2 separate regions of the Mus musculus genome follow, and region 1 is linked to region 2. The links are chromatin loops, found by intact Hi-C in ENCODE. Cell type or tissue: heart. All regions are shown on one strand. Links, peaks and the distances in the headings refer to the core of each region. The heading gives the core; the rest is flanking DNA.

Region 1 (5,000 bases), core at 1-5,000, 160 kb after region 2:
CTCTCTAGCTGGCCGAGTTTTTCAAAGATTGCTGAGAACTGTCTTGTATTATGATGGCTAGTCTGTGTTTAATATCAAAACTTGAAAGTCTGTTATATAATCATTCCTGCTATTTAAGAAATGCTATAGCCAGGAGTGCTGTAAATCCTTAAATCTAGCACCTTTAATTCCAGAGTTCAAGGCCAGTCTGGTCTACATAGTGAGTTCCAGGATAGCCAGGGCTACATAGAGAAACCATGACTCAAAACAAAACAAAACAAAACAAAACAAAACAAAACCATGACTCAAAACCAAACCAAACCAAACCAAACCAAATCAAACCAAACCAAACCAAACCTATAGCTAGGTTACTTTACTGCTGTTTTATGTTATGTGATATAGTTTGGGGAAAGTTGTCATTGAGGCTTGAGGGTAGATTATGGTTTTAGCTTTCTTTTATAATTTGTTTTTCTTGATCTATTATCAAAACTTCTTGTAAAATTTTGTGGAGATGAAAGATATACTTATATTACATTACATGTGTATATGGGGATAGTTATAAAAAACCAACAGGCTACACACATGGAGCTGTTATTATTTCATGGCAACTACAAGCCATTTTTGGATAAAAGCAATTAACTAGGAGAAAATAATACTTAACTTATTTTCATTTGTGTCCTGTATCATAGATTTCACTTTATTATCTTTGTAATCTATTTTTTGTAGTTATCTATTGTCTTAGTTTGGGTTTCTTGTCCTGAAAAGAGGAATTCTTATAAAGGAAACTGTTTAATTGGGGCTGGCTTACAGGTTCAGAGATTCAGTCTGTTATCATCATGGCAGGAAGCATGGCAGCATGCAGGCAGACATGGTGCTGGAGGAGCCATAGTTCTACATCTTGATCCGAAAGCAGCAGCAAGAAGCTGTCTTCTGCAGGCATCCAGTAGGAGGGTCTCTTCTACACTGGGCAGAGCATTTCTAGTTATTTCACTGAGGTTAATCTTGGAGATATAAATATTTCACTGATTTTGTTCTTAGCTTTAGCACTGCTGGCATAGTGTAAAAATAACTTATTCGTGCCAGCCTTGTTGTCACTGGGTACACATAAACCAGTGTGATGAGGAAAATGTATGTTTTACATCCTTAAAAGCTATTAGTGTGTATTGGCTATTTATATATTTTCTTTTGTAAAGTGATTTTATTTTCTACTGGCATCTAAAAATATGTAAACACACCAATAATTCCAAATGCATTTAACTTTATTCTGATTAGTTCTGCTGATGTTTTCCTTTATTGATTCTAGCACTGAATTTGTGCTTAGAAAAATGTTCTTTTTTTTTTTTATGGTTTCTTTTGTTTTTAATTACAAAATGTTCTTTTATTATATAACTTTTCCATTGTTTAAGGATTTGTTTGTTTTGAGACAGGGTCTCTCTATGTAGCCATTACTGATCTAGAACTCACTTTGTAGAGCAGGCTGACTTTAAACTCACAGAAATCTACCTGACTCCTGGGTATTGGGATTTTTAAGTGTGTGCCATGGCACCCTACTAATTTTTAAATATATTATGTAATTGTATTTCAGGTTTTTTTATGTTTAGGACTAGGGACATTTTTTAATGTTTAAGCACTTTGGTATTTGTTCCAGTATCATTTAGCTAAGAGTCCTTCCCACTATTAGAGATGATGCTTCTATTAAATGCTAAGTTCTGACCCACTCCAGTTGAATTCTGGGTTGTCTACGGTTTTGTCTATTGTGTTAATGTCACCTAATCAGCTCTTATATACCTGTGACATATGCCATCTGTCTCTTGGTTTTTCCCCTGACTTCTTCGTGTATTTGTCGAGATTTAGTTTGTAGTCATTTTCCCCAAAAGTTCTAAATAACAACTGTTCGGAAATCAGTGTTAGATCCTTGAAAAATGTTCTGGTTAGTTTTCCTGGCTAGGGGACGAGGAATGTCTTGCCTTTTATTTAATATTTAATATGGGTTGTTGTTGTTGTTTAAGATACTCACCGGTTTCCACTAAGAAATGATTACTGTTGTATACACACATGTTAAGGAACTCACCCTGTTTTTGTCTGCTTAACTTGGGTTTCTTAGGTGGGCAGGAGTGACTCTAGTAAAGTTTCCTGTTACCAAGCCTCTTTTTTCTGCTTCTTTCATAACTAGCCACCTTGCATTTCCTGCTTATCATTTGTCTACAATAGAGTAATACACTGTGAGCACACATGCTTGCTGTAGAGTAAGAACTCCATGTGATACACTACCACTGTACTTGTGTAAGGAAGCCACCATTCCCATGAAAACAGCCTTTGTCTAACAGCATTGGTTGTGGAGATTTGCTGACCTCTAGTGGCTGCATCAAAAATGGTGGTTTAATTGAAGGGACTGAAAGGGTATAGGGATGCCAAGTGACATAAAATGTCCCCTTGCAGCACATATATCTAAATGTGGCTTTATTTGGGGTGACAAGCTCAGAGCTTGTGAGTAACAAGGAAATGGAATATAAACCAATGCCGTTTCACTCTTTTTTAATATTTAAATATTTTTATTACGTATTTTCCTCAATTATATTTCCAATGCTACCCCAAAAGTCCCCCATACCCTCCCCCCCCCACTCCCCTACCCACCCATTCCCACTTTTTGGCCCCAGGGGGAAAATTCCTGAATAGAACAGCAATGGCTTGTGCTGTAAGATCAAGAATTGACAAATGGGACCTCATGAAACTGCAAAGCTTCTGTAAGGCAAAAGACACCGTCAATAAGACAAAAAGGCCACCAACAGATTGGGAAAGGATCTTTACCTATCCTAAATCAGATAGGGGACTAATATCCAATATATATAAAGAACTCAAGAAGGTGGACTCCAGAAAATCAAATAACCCCATTAAAAAATGGGGCTCAGAGCTAAACAAAGAATTCTCACCTGAGGAATACCGAATGGCTGAGAAGCACCTGAAAAAATGCTCAGCATCCTTAATCATCAGAGAAATGCAAATCAAAACAACCCTGAGATTCCATCTCACACCAGTCAGAATGGCTAAGATCAAAAATTCAGGTGACAGCAGATGCTGGCGAGGATGTGGAGAAAGAGGAACACTCCTCCATTGTTGGTGGGATTGCAGGCTTGTACAACCACTCTGGAAATCATTCTGGCCGTTCCTCAAAAAATTGGACATAGTACTCCCGGAGGATCCCGCAATACCTCTTCTGGGTATATATCCAGAAGACGTTCCAACTGGTAAGAAGGACACATGCTCCACTATGTTCAGAGCAGCCTTATTTATAATAGCCAGAAGCTGGAAAGAACCCAGATGCCCTCAACAGAGGAATGGATACAAAAAATGTGGTACATTTACGCAATGGAGTACTACTCAGCTATTAAAAGGAATGAATTTATGAAATTCCTAGGCAAATGGTTGGACCTGGAGGGCATCATCCTGAGTGAGGTAACACAATCACAAAAGAACTCAAATGATATGTACTCACTGATAAGTGGATATTAGCCTAGAAACTTAGTATACCCGAGATATAAGATACAATTTGTCGTTTCACTCTTAACATGACTTCGTTGGTTTTGCAGAATGGGTGGATGGCACCAATAAACCACCCTTAATTTTCTCAAATAAGCCCTGAGATTGACAGGAACTGAAATGACTTGATGGTCACCTAAGAGGCTGGTTTATTTCAAAAGTTCTTTGACACATGTATTTGGCACAGGCAAGGGATGCTTCCAGCTGCTTGTCTTCTGTCAGATATTGATGAGGCACATGCATATCACTCAGGCCATGAGAGACATCACTGCCTGAAAACTACATACTGTTCCCTCCTGAATCTGAGAGACTTGTCCATTCTCCACACTCAAGGAGGCTTTCATGATGGAGATGCTGGCTTTCTGAGTGCTTCTTTCTCTAAGCATACATTTTCCTTCCTTTCTCTTTTCACTGAGAAATTTACTGAAGAAGGGGGCCAGTTTAGTGTTCCTATCCAAAACTTAGAAACTCATACAAGCAGCCAAGCTTCTAAAGTAACCCAAACATTGAAGGTTAAAATAGAAAGGAAATTGTACATCTCTGGTTAATATTACCATGGTGTTTTTAATATGTAAAGTACATCATATTTCCCAAGTAGATATTCTAGTATATAGATTTTCACTATAACTAACTGTGAATCAGCATTGTATTGGTAGCTTTATAATGATGGAGTCAGTGATTTCATATGTATGCTTTTTAGATCATATCTATTTACTGTATGTCCTTACAGATTAAATGATGCAGAGAACAGAAAGCCAGACTCAGTCAGAGTCCAGTATTTTTATTTCTTTAAACTTTTGGTACTGTTTTGAAGAAGAGAATACTTCCCTTGATTGATTAAGTCCGTCTTTGTTGATAAAGTATATGTCACTATTATGCAACTGTTTCAGAACATTTGTCTTTGTTTCCATATGCTAAATAATACTACATTTTATTGAGATTTTCCTTTTGTCTGGGTACCACATTCTGTGTTTTATATACATAGTATAATAGGGAACTTAATGATTTCAGTGTGTTTGAAAAATCTGTTAATATTTAACATCTAGATCTCTGGTATAACTATTAGATTTTTTATTTATTTCTTTTCAGGATTGCTTATTGATGAGGAAATGATTTTTATGAATAAAGCAATGGACAACCATCTACCAACTGTGAATGGTCTCCTGAGCAGACTGAAGCTCTATCTGGTGAAGGATCCATTTTTAGATTTCAAAGAAGAGCTCTCTGGAAAGGATAATTTCACGTATGTCATTCCCAGTGCTGTAACTGCTTTGGTAGCAGAGAACAGTCTTTGTGTGGCCACAGGGTTAGATGCTGTTGGTGAGGGTTCCAGTGCTTCATCTCAACTTACACGAGAGTCTTTGTGTGTTTTGATTGGCAGTGCTTATTATGTGTTTTTAGTAAGTATTAATTAATCTTGTTTGATTTTTTTATTTAAGGGAGTATTTCTCTGTTCAAGAATGTTCGGAACCTTTTGTGAGAGA
Region 2 (7,540 bases), core at 1,409-6,408:
TAGGAGGTTATAAACTTAAACAGCTTTTACCACTCGGGTCCTCATCCATCATTTCTTTCCTCACCTGTTTGTCCATGCATCCATTTATCTATGTGATGAATATTATAGAGCACCTACTGTGTGCCAGAGAGGACCAAGCACTAGGGAGAGGAGGGAACAATAGCTGTAGCATGGCTCCTGCCCCCCCAATGCAGTCCTTCCCTCACCTGAGACAGTCCTGAGAGCCAGATGACTTGTGTTCTCCGGTGAGTGGCAATCCATCATGAGAGCCCTGCCCCACAAGAGCTTGGGGCAGAACTCCACAGCCTAAGGTGGCCTGGAGCAGCAAGAATCAGCGTACCAGAGACGGAAACCAGAGTCGGGACCAGGCACAGTGGGCTTTTTGTCTTTTGTTTGTTTGTTTGTTTTCAAGACAGGGTTTCTCTGTGCAGCCCTGGCTGCCTTGGAACTCACTCCATAGACCAGGCTGACCTTGAACTCACAGAGATCTGCCTGCCTCTTCTTCCCAAGTGCTGGAATTAAAGATGTGTGCCACTAGACCTGGCTTACAGTATTATTTATTAAGCTCAGTATCAGAAACAGCTGAAGCCAGGCATTAGAAAGAGATTAGGATGCAGAGCACAGGGAGGTGGCCATTGATGTGGAAGGGTTAAAGGAAGGCCAGCACATAGGGTACTGATGTTGCTAGAAGCTGACCAGAGGGCCAGAAGTCAGGGTTACTGACATCATGGAAATAATAGTATTTGCTAGCTACGTCTTTGTCAGCCACCAAACTGAGCAGTTCCCACCCACAGCTTTGAACTAAGCACCATAAAGCTGTTCTTAAGTATACAAAGCAATCCACTAAACCTCTCTATTCTAGGCCCCATTCAAAAGACCAGGCCAAACCATTGCTGCCTCCAGATCTTCTTAGCAACTGCACTCTACAACGGATAGAAAGAGACATTGAAGGCAGATTAAAGGCAGATCAGCTGTCCTCACATTCCGGGCAGACAGTTTGAAGTCTCTGATCAACTCATCAGCTGTCAAGCCTTCCCAGGTTCCAGGAACAAACCTTTCTGAACAGCACCTTTCAAAAGGACAGGAGTTGAGTGCCTCAGGGGTAGGCGGGTAGTATGTGTGAGTGTAGAAGAAAAATCGAATAAGAGAAAAAAAAAATCTATGGCAAACATGGCCATCAGGGGTGGGGGTAGGGAGGATGCTTGCTTGGCCACACCTAGTGCTTCATCTTCAAACCTGATCCCCACCCCACCCCCCAATAAACCAGGACAAGTGTCAGGTGTGGTGGCACAATCCTTTAATCCCAGGAGACAGAGGCAGGCAGATCTCTGAGATCAAGGCCAGCTTGGTCTACAGAGTGAGTTCCAGGACAGCCAGAGCTATACAGAGAAACCCTGTCTTGGGAAGAAAAGATCAGGACTATGTGAACTCTATAAATGTTTTAATGTAGACACTATAAAAATAAAAACAAAGAAGCAATTCCTCGCTGGGACTTGAGCGGCACAAATCAGTGAAACACACTGGGCTGCTGATTTGCTCCCAGCAACATCCGCATTAAATTCAGGGGCCTCAGCACCTTTGTGAAATCTGCTCAGCGAGCCCTTTGTGCTAACACCAGAGCACCTCTCACTCTCACCAAAACTCTTCTGAACTGGCATGGTTCCCATCATCTATGACCGAGTCGCAGAAGTGGGAAGAGAAGGCGAAGAAGAAGATATGTGGAGAGAAAGAAAGATGACAGAGTGGGGAGTCGGGAGCTAGGCCTCCCTAACAACCCAAGCATGCTTGCTGTTCCCTAAGGTCACTGGTAGCCAGCTCATTGGAACAAGGCTGTGCTGTCTCTAGTATATCTCAGGAAGTGACAGAAGGGACACATGAGAGTGAGACCTTAGGGCTGTTGGCTTGCTACCAGTGTTGTCTAGTGTCCTTGCTCACTGTCAGCACAGTAAAATGAACAGTTAGCACGAAACAACTGGACTGAAAACTGGGCAATAAGCATGGAGCTGCCCTGGCAGGAAGGAAGATGCTCAAAGGCGTTTCTTAGATTCTTCCCGGTGGCTCTCAGACCACTGAAACAAAGAGTCTCAAGGAACTGGAACTTCCCTAGATGTCCACTGCCAGGGAAAGACAAGGATGAAGGCTGGTGCCAGGCAAGGAGATGCTCACCTGATGCCAGCAGAAGAGAAGCTCACCTCCTAGAAAGAGGTTGCATCCAGTTCTATTCTGCAATTTGTCAGACCACCTCACAAGACAATTTTATGCTAAGACAATAATAGGTCAATGATGGGTGGAATCACATCTTGGCCTGGACGGGTTAGCCATCCATACATACTACCTCTTGCATTCTATTTGAAACTAAGTCTCATGCCAGGACTCCAGAGATTAGCTCGGGGTGAGCCGCTGAATCTTTTTGTTCCTCTTCCCTGTGTATCCACATTGAGCAGATCTCCTTTTTCTGTTTTCAACTGTTTATTGTGCCTTTCAGTGGCCTAATGAGGACGCATGGTTGAGCCCAGCGTGTTAAGGCTTCCAGGAAGCAGGCTCTGAGTCCAACAGCTGCAGAAACCCACAGAAGGACCAGCTGTCTCAAGTGGCCCCCTCACAAGCATCTCTCCTGTGCATTTCTTAAATGCTTGGTTTCTGCTCAGTGTTGTTCATGGAGAGAGAGGATATGTGGTCACTGGGGACTGGATCTCTCCCTGCAGAGCACTTACAATCTGAGAAGAACACGGCATGACTCAGAGGACATGGGTTAAGGTGATCTGATCTCCGAGACACCCTGTTGTCCAAAGCACAATGGAATGACCCACACTTTCCATTCCACCGAGACAGAGAAAAAGATTGCTCAAAAAGTGTGTGTGGGGGGGGGGGGCGGGGAGAGCCTTGGAGGTAGTGCTAAAAAGCTCTTCCAGGAAAAGCCCAGAGGCAGGATCCATTAACTAGAAATGCCTATTCTTGTCCCATTTAAAAACCATATATCTGGAATATTATTCAGTGATAGAAAGAAACAAAATACTGTACATGGTTCTGCCTGGATGAACCTCAACAACATTATAGACAAAAGAATCTGGACCCAAAATCCTCACATGTTTAATGGTTCCACTGGTAAAATATACCCAGAACAAGTCAATGTACAGAGACAGAAAGTAGATTTGTGATTGTCTAGAGTTGAAAGGAGAAATAGGAACTAACTATAAATGAGTGTGAACGATCTTATTGGGAATATAAAAATGTTTTCTCTAACTTAAACATTGTTCTAGAGTATATGACTGCTGTGATTACATCACTTCCACTCTTACCCCTCCTCCATGCAACTCCTCCATGGCCATGAGCCCCCTCTCAAAAGCATAACCAATCTTTTAAAAATAGATTTATTTATTTATTTATTTATTTATTTATTTATTTATTTATTTATACATATGAGTGCTCTATATGCATGTATGCCTGCATGACAGAAGGCATCAGATCCCATTACAGATGGTTGTAAGCCACCATGTAGTCACTGGGAATTGAACTCAGGACTTCTGGAAAGAACAGCCAGTGCTCTTAACCGCTGAGCCATCTCTCCAGCCCATAATCTTCTACAACAATTACTGTCACATATATAACCTCCTGAGTCTAATTAGTGTTGTTCATAGGCACTGTGATTGGGGTTGACCACTGGACAACATATCAGAGTCTCATCCCTGGAGAAAAACAGATTCTACCATCTCAGCAGCCACTGATAACTGTAGCTCTTCATCTAGGGGAAGGGCCTTGTAAAAGTCCAAGCCTCCCCACTCCCATCTACATTGGCATGTCAACCAATGGGCATTGTGGTTATGCACGTCTTGTGTAGGTAGCCATATTGTTGAGATTTTATCAATGCAGCTTTTTGTCATCTCAGGAAGACGATATCTAGTAGTAGTAAGCTTGCTGGGCCTCTGGCTCATACAGTCTCAGATGGAGATACTTTTAAAGTAGGTTGTGGTGTTGTATGTACAATTGTGTAAAACCACTCAATTGAGAACTAAGATAAGTGAAACTTATGGTATTAAAACATTCTTACACACACACACACACACACACGAGACTTTGAGACTTTAGGGAAGCCACCATTTAGCATCTTTTATGCCAATGAGAAAAGTTAGACTCCAAAACTACTGCCTCCTCTTGAAGCCTGATTGGACACTGGGACAATTCACAGGCTGAGTCACACTCAGGGTTTGGGGGAGAAGCGATGACAGAGTCACGTGAGTTTTGCTTTCGTTCTACATGGCTATTCTATGATGATCACGAGGAGGAAGGAAGCAGACCTAAAGTTAGCAAAACCAAAACAGAGAATGCTTTTCTGGAAAAAGCAAGGTTAGAACAGAAACATAAATAGTGAGAGAGAGAGTCGACCCTGCAGAGACCTGGGAGGAGTATTTAAGCAAGTCCAAATCTCTAAAATGAGAATGAGATAGGGCATGAGACCATGTGAGGGATGGAGTTTTCTCAACGTGGATGTTGGTATTTTACTCGGGGTGGAACTTTCCACCTCCAACCTGGAGCCTTTAGAAGTCTTTTAAAAGCCACGATCACTGAGGCTTTAGTGCACTCAATTCTTCTCTCCTAGTTTTGAGAAACAGGACACCTAACAGCCATTATGCAAGTATGTAAGCCCCCAGAGCCTTCTGGGATATCTTTCCTCCTTCCCTCCCTCTTCTCCTCTCCTTCCTTCCTTCCTCTTTTCTTTTTTTCCTACTCTCATTTGATAGATGCATTTTTAATATTATTTATTTATTTATTTATATTCTTTTTTGTTTTGTTTTTGTTTTTGTTTTTCGAGACAAGGTTTCTCTGTGTAGCCCTGACTGTCCTGGAACTCACTCTGTAGACCAGGCTGGCCTGGAACTCAGAAATCCGCCTGCCTCTGCCTCCTGAGTGCTGGGATTAAAGGCGTGCGCCACCACTGCCTGGCCATAATTTATTTTTCCTAATTTTATGTGCTTTGGTGTTTTGGCTTCATGTATGTCTGTGTGAGGGTGTTGGATCCCCAAGCACTGAAGTTATAGACAGTTGTGAGATGCCATGTGGATGCTGGGAACTGAACCCGGGCCTTCTGGAAGAACAACCAATGCTCCTAACCACTGAGCCATCAATCTCCCTAATTGATGTATTTTTGAGCACTTGTGTACACGCCCCTGAACAGAGGACCTAGGACATGGCATGGTCTGGTGCTGAGCTCATGGTCCTGCTGGGCAGACACAGGGAACAACATACCTTGGCTGCTCTGATGGAAGAGTTATGAGGTGCTCTCATGAGGGAAGAAAAAAATCTAGATCTCCCCACCTTTTAGAGCAAGGGACCAAGACTCAGAGAATGGAAGTCCCAGCCTCTACTTCGCAGAATCATTTTCTTCCTTCAAGTTTTAGTCTCTAATAAAAACCTACCTATGGAGCCCAGAAGAACTTAGAGTTAACAAGCGCTGTGCTTTTATGACATGAAAGCAGAGGAGTTGTTGGGCAAGCTAAGCAGAAGCCAGTCTGACAAATCACATGACTGAAGCCAGAGTCCGGGGCAGTGCCTGCCCTTCCTACATAGCTGGCTGGGGCCAACCTGGGCTCATTCTTATCTCAGGCTGTGTAGGCTTCGAGGCAGGGAGTCCTTTATCCGTCCGCTCCCCTAGAGCAGAAATTCCCACATATTCTTATCATGTTTTCTGTGTCACCTCAGTGTTTACAGTTCAAGGCTTTGTTGGCATGCTCTTGGTCTCCTAGCAGTGGCTCTGACTTTGTGTGACAACCCCAAAGCTTGAGATGGGTGCTTGTGCAAGAGATCTCTGTCCTGAGACAGGTACTTCCTCAGGCTCTCAGTCAAATCGCCCCAGTTTTGCTGGCTCTTTCTGAGAGCGGCTCTCACACGTTTCTAGAAAATCTTGAAATACTTGTACATTTCTAGCAAGCCTCTCTGGCTCTCTCCCAGGAACCTCACCAGGAAGGCACTGTGGAAACAGGAACAAAGGATTCCAGCCTTATCTTCAGTCATCTAATCCTGGGCAGCTTCCCTCCCACAAGGGCATTGTTAGTAGGGATTTGTGCAGGAATTTAGATTCTGAAAGAGGACAAGCTAAAGAAGGTAGGATGCTTTCTTGGCCCACACCTAATAGTGGGCAACACCTGTTCAGGTTAGGAAAGACCCAAAGTCCTCTCTTGAGTTCAGCTCAGTGCAGTTTCCCAGGACCTTTCTGACCCAGAGTAACCACTTTGTCATTACATTGTTGCCTTCTAGGTGGAAGCGGAGGGCAGGCAGCTGGCTGTTTGGGAATCCAGAAGGCCTGGAAATACTAGCAGAGTGTTTGCCCTCCGGTAGACTTGGCTTCTTTGTAGTCATAGGTGACTTCTTAGCACTGGTCTCAGCTGACTCAGTCTTGTATCCACAGTGCCATGAATGCCAGCAAGGAAGCAGAGATCAGGGCTCAGCCAGACCATCCAGATTCGTCTTTGGCTTCCTCCAGGACAATGTGGAAATTCTACTCTATTAAAAAATGTTTTCTTTAGATATATATTTTTAAGAATATGTCTTCTCAAGTTTTTATTTTTAATTTAAAAAAATGTGTATGAGTGTTTTGTCTGCATGTATGATTGTGAACCACTTGTGTGCCTGGTGCCCACAGAGCCTGGAGGAAGGAATGGGATCCTCTGGGACTGGAGTTATGGATGGTTGTGAACCTCCATGTGGGTGCTAGGAATTGAATTCCTGTCCTCTGTAAGAGCAACAAGCATCCAACCACTTCGCTGTCTCTCTAGCCCAGGTGTATCCGTGTGTATGAAGTCATAGGGCAAGCTCATGGTTTTGGCTAGTGATCTTTGAATGAGTGTCCAACCATTTCCTCCTATCTTGTCATAGGAGTGTGCTATGCATGTGTCCTATACATGAGTTCTGGGATTTGAACTCTGGTCCTATGCTTGCATAACAAGTACTTGATGGCCCCCCCAGCCCCAGTCTTTCACTCTTTTAATATGGCTTGAGCAATTAAGACTCTTTAGGAGAAATCTAAACGCAAAGCGTACTTGCCAGGGAAAGGCCACAACAGGAAGAACAGGGGAATCATCATCAAATCTCTTCATCAACAACCTGTAGGGTGAGTGTTGTTCCTAATAAATTAAACTTTAATAGCTTACCGTATCAAATAACAACCCATCAAGCAATGGTTATGAGTGCTGACTACACATAGTGATCACATAGGAGGCCAGAACAACACAGATGCCTGGACCCACTCCAGACACAGTGACTTAGCTGTTCAGGGCATTGGCATTTGTAAAGACTCACCCCAGCAGAACTGCAAGGAAATTCTCCCAAAGTACGCCAGCCTCCTGACTCCCATCCCTGGTGGGTGCTCAACCAAAGGACAAGCAAGGACAGCATATCAGAGGCGCTCAGTGGAACCTGCCCATGCACATGCTACTATAGAGGTGGACAGGATGCCAGCCACGCCCTACAGAAGAATATTTGTCAGCTTTAGCAGTGGCCTTTTAGTGTCAAATCCCCAGCCACTCCCCACAGAGGGCCCCATAAA

What was found. A loop is a pair of places that touch in the nucleus more often than their neighbours do. Peaks named below come from ENCODE experiments on the same cell type or tissue, not always from the same donor. Only the 100,000 strongest peaks of a DNase experiment are listed, where the experiment ranks them.
Region 1: it touches region 2 in a loop (2.4-fold over the local background); 17 of 42 quality-filtered maps call a loop at or near these places.

Annotation. Positions count from the first base shown.
Region 1 is chr4:59,093,889-59,098,888 of GRCm38, reverse strand. Shoc1 (shortage in chiasmata 1) reads left to right here. Exons shown (of 28, transcript NM_001370843.1): 6 at 4,606-4,759; 7 at 4,956-5,000. Among named protein-coding and RNA genes, the nearest start is that of Gm35527, 22 kb to the left of the region's middle. In heart, for the core only: a CTCF peak has its summit at 2,324 (motif pointing left); a DNase peak (open chromatin) is centred at 2,328; H3K27me3 peaks cover 227 bases.
Region 2 is chr4:59,251,313-59,258,852 of GRCm38, reverse strand. No RefSeq gene overlaps it. Among named protein-coding and RNA genes, the nearest start is that of Gm12596, 5.0 kb to the left of the region's middle. In heart, for the core only: no CTCF peak of the experiment used is centred there; a DNase peak (open chromatin) is centred at 4,224; H3K27ac peaks cover 814 bases.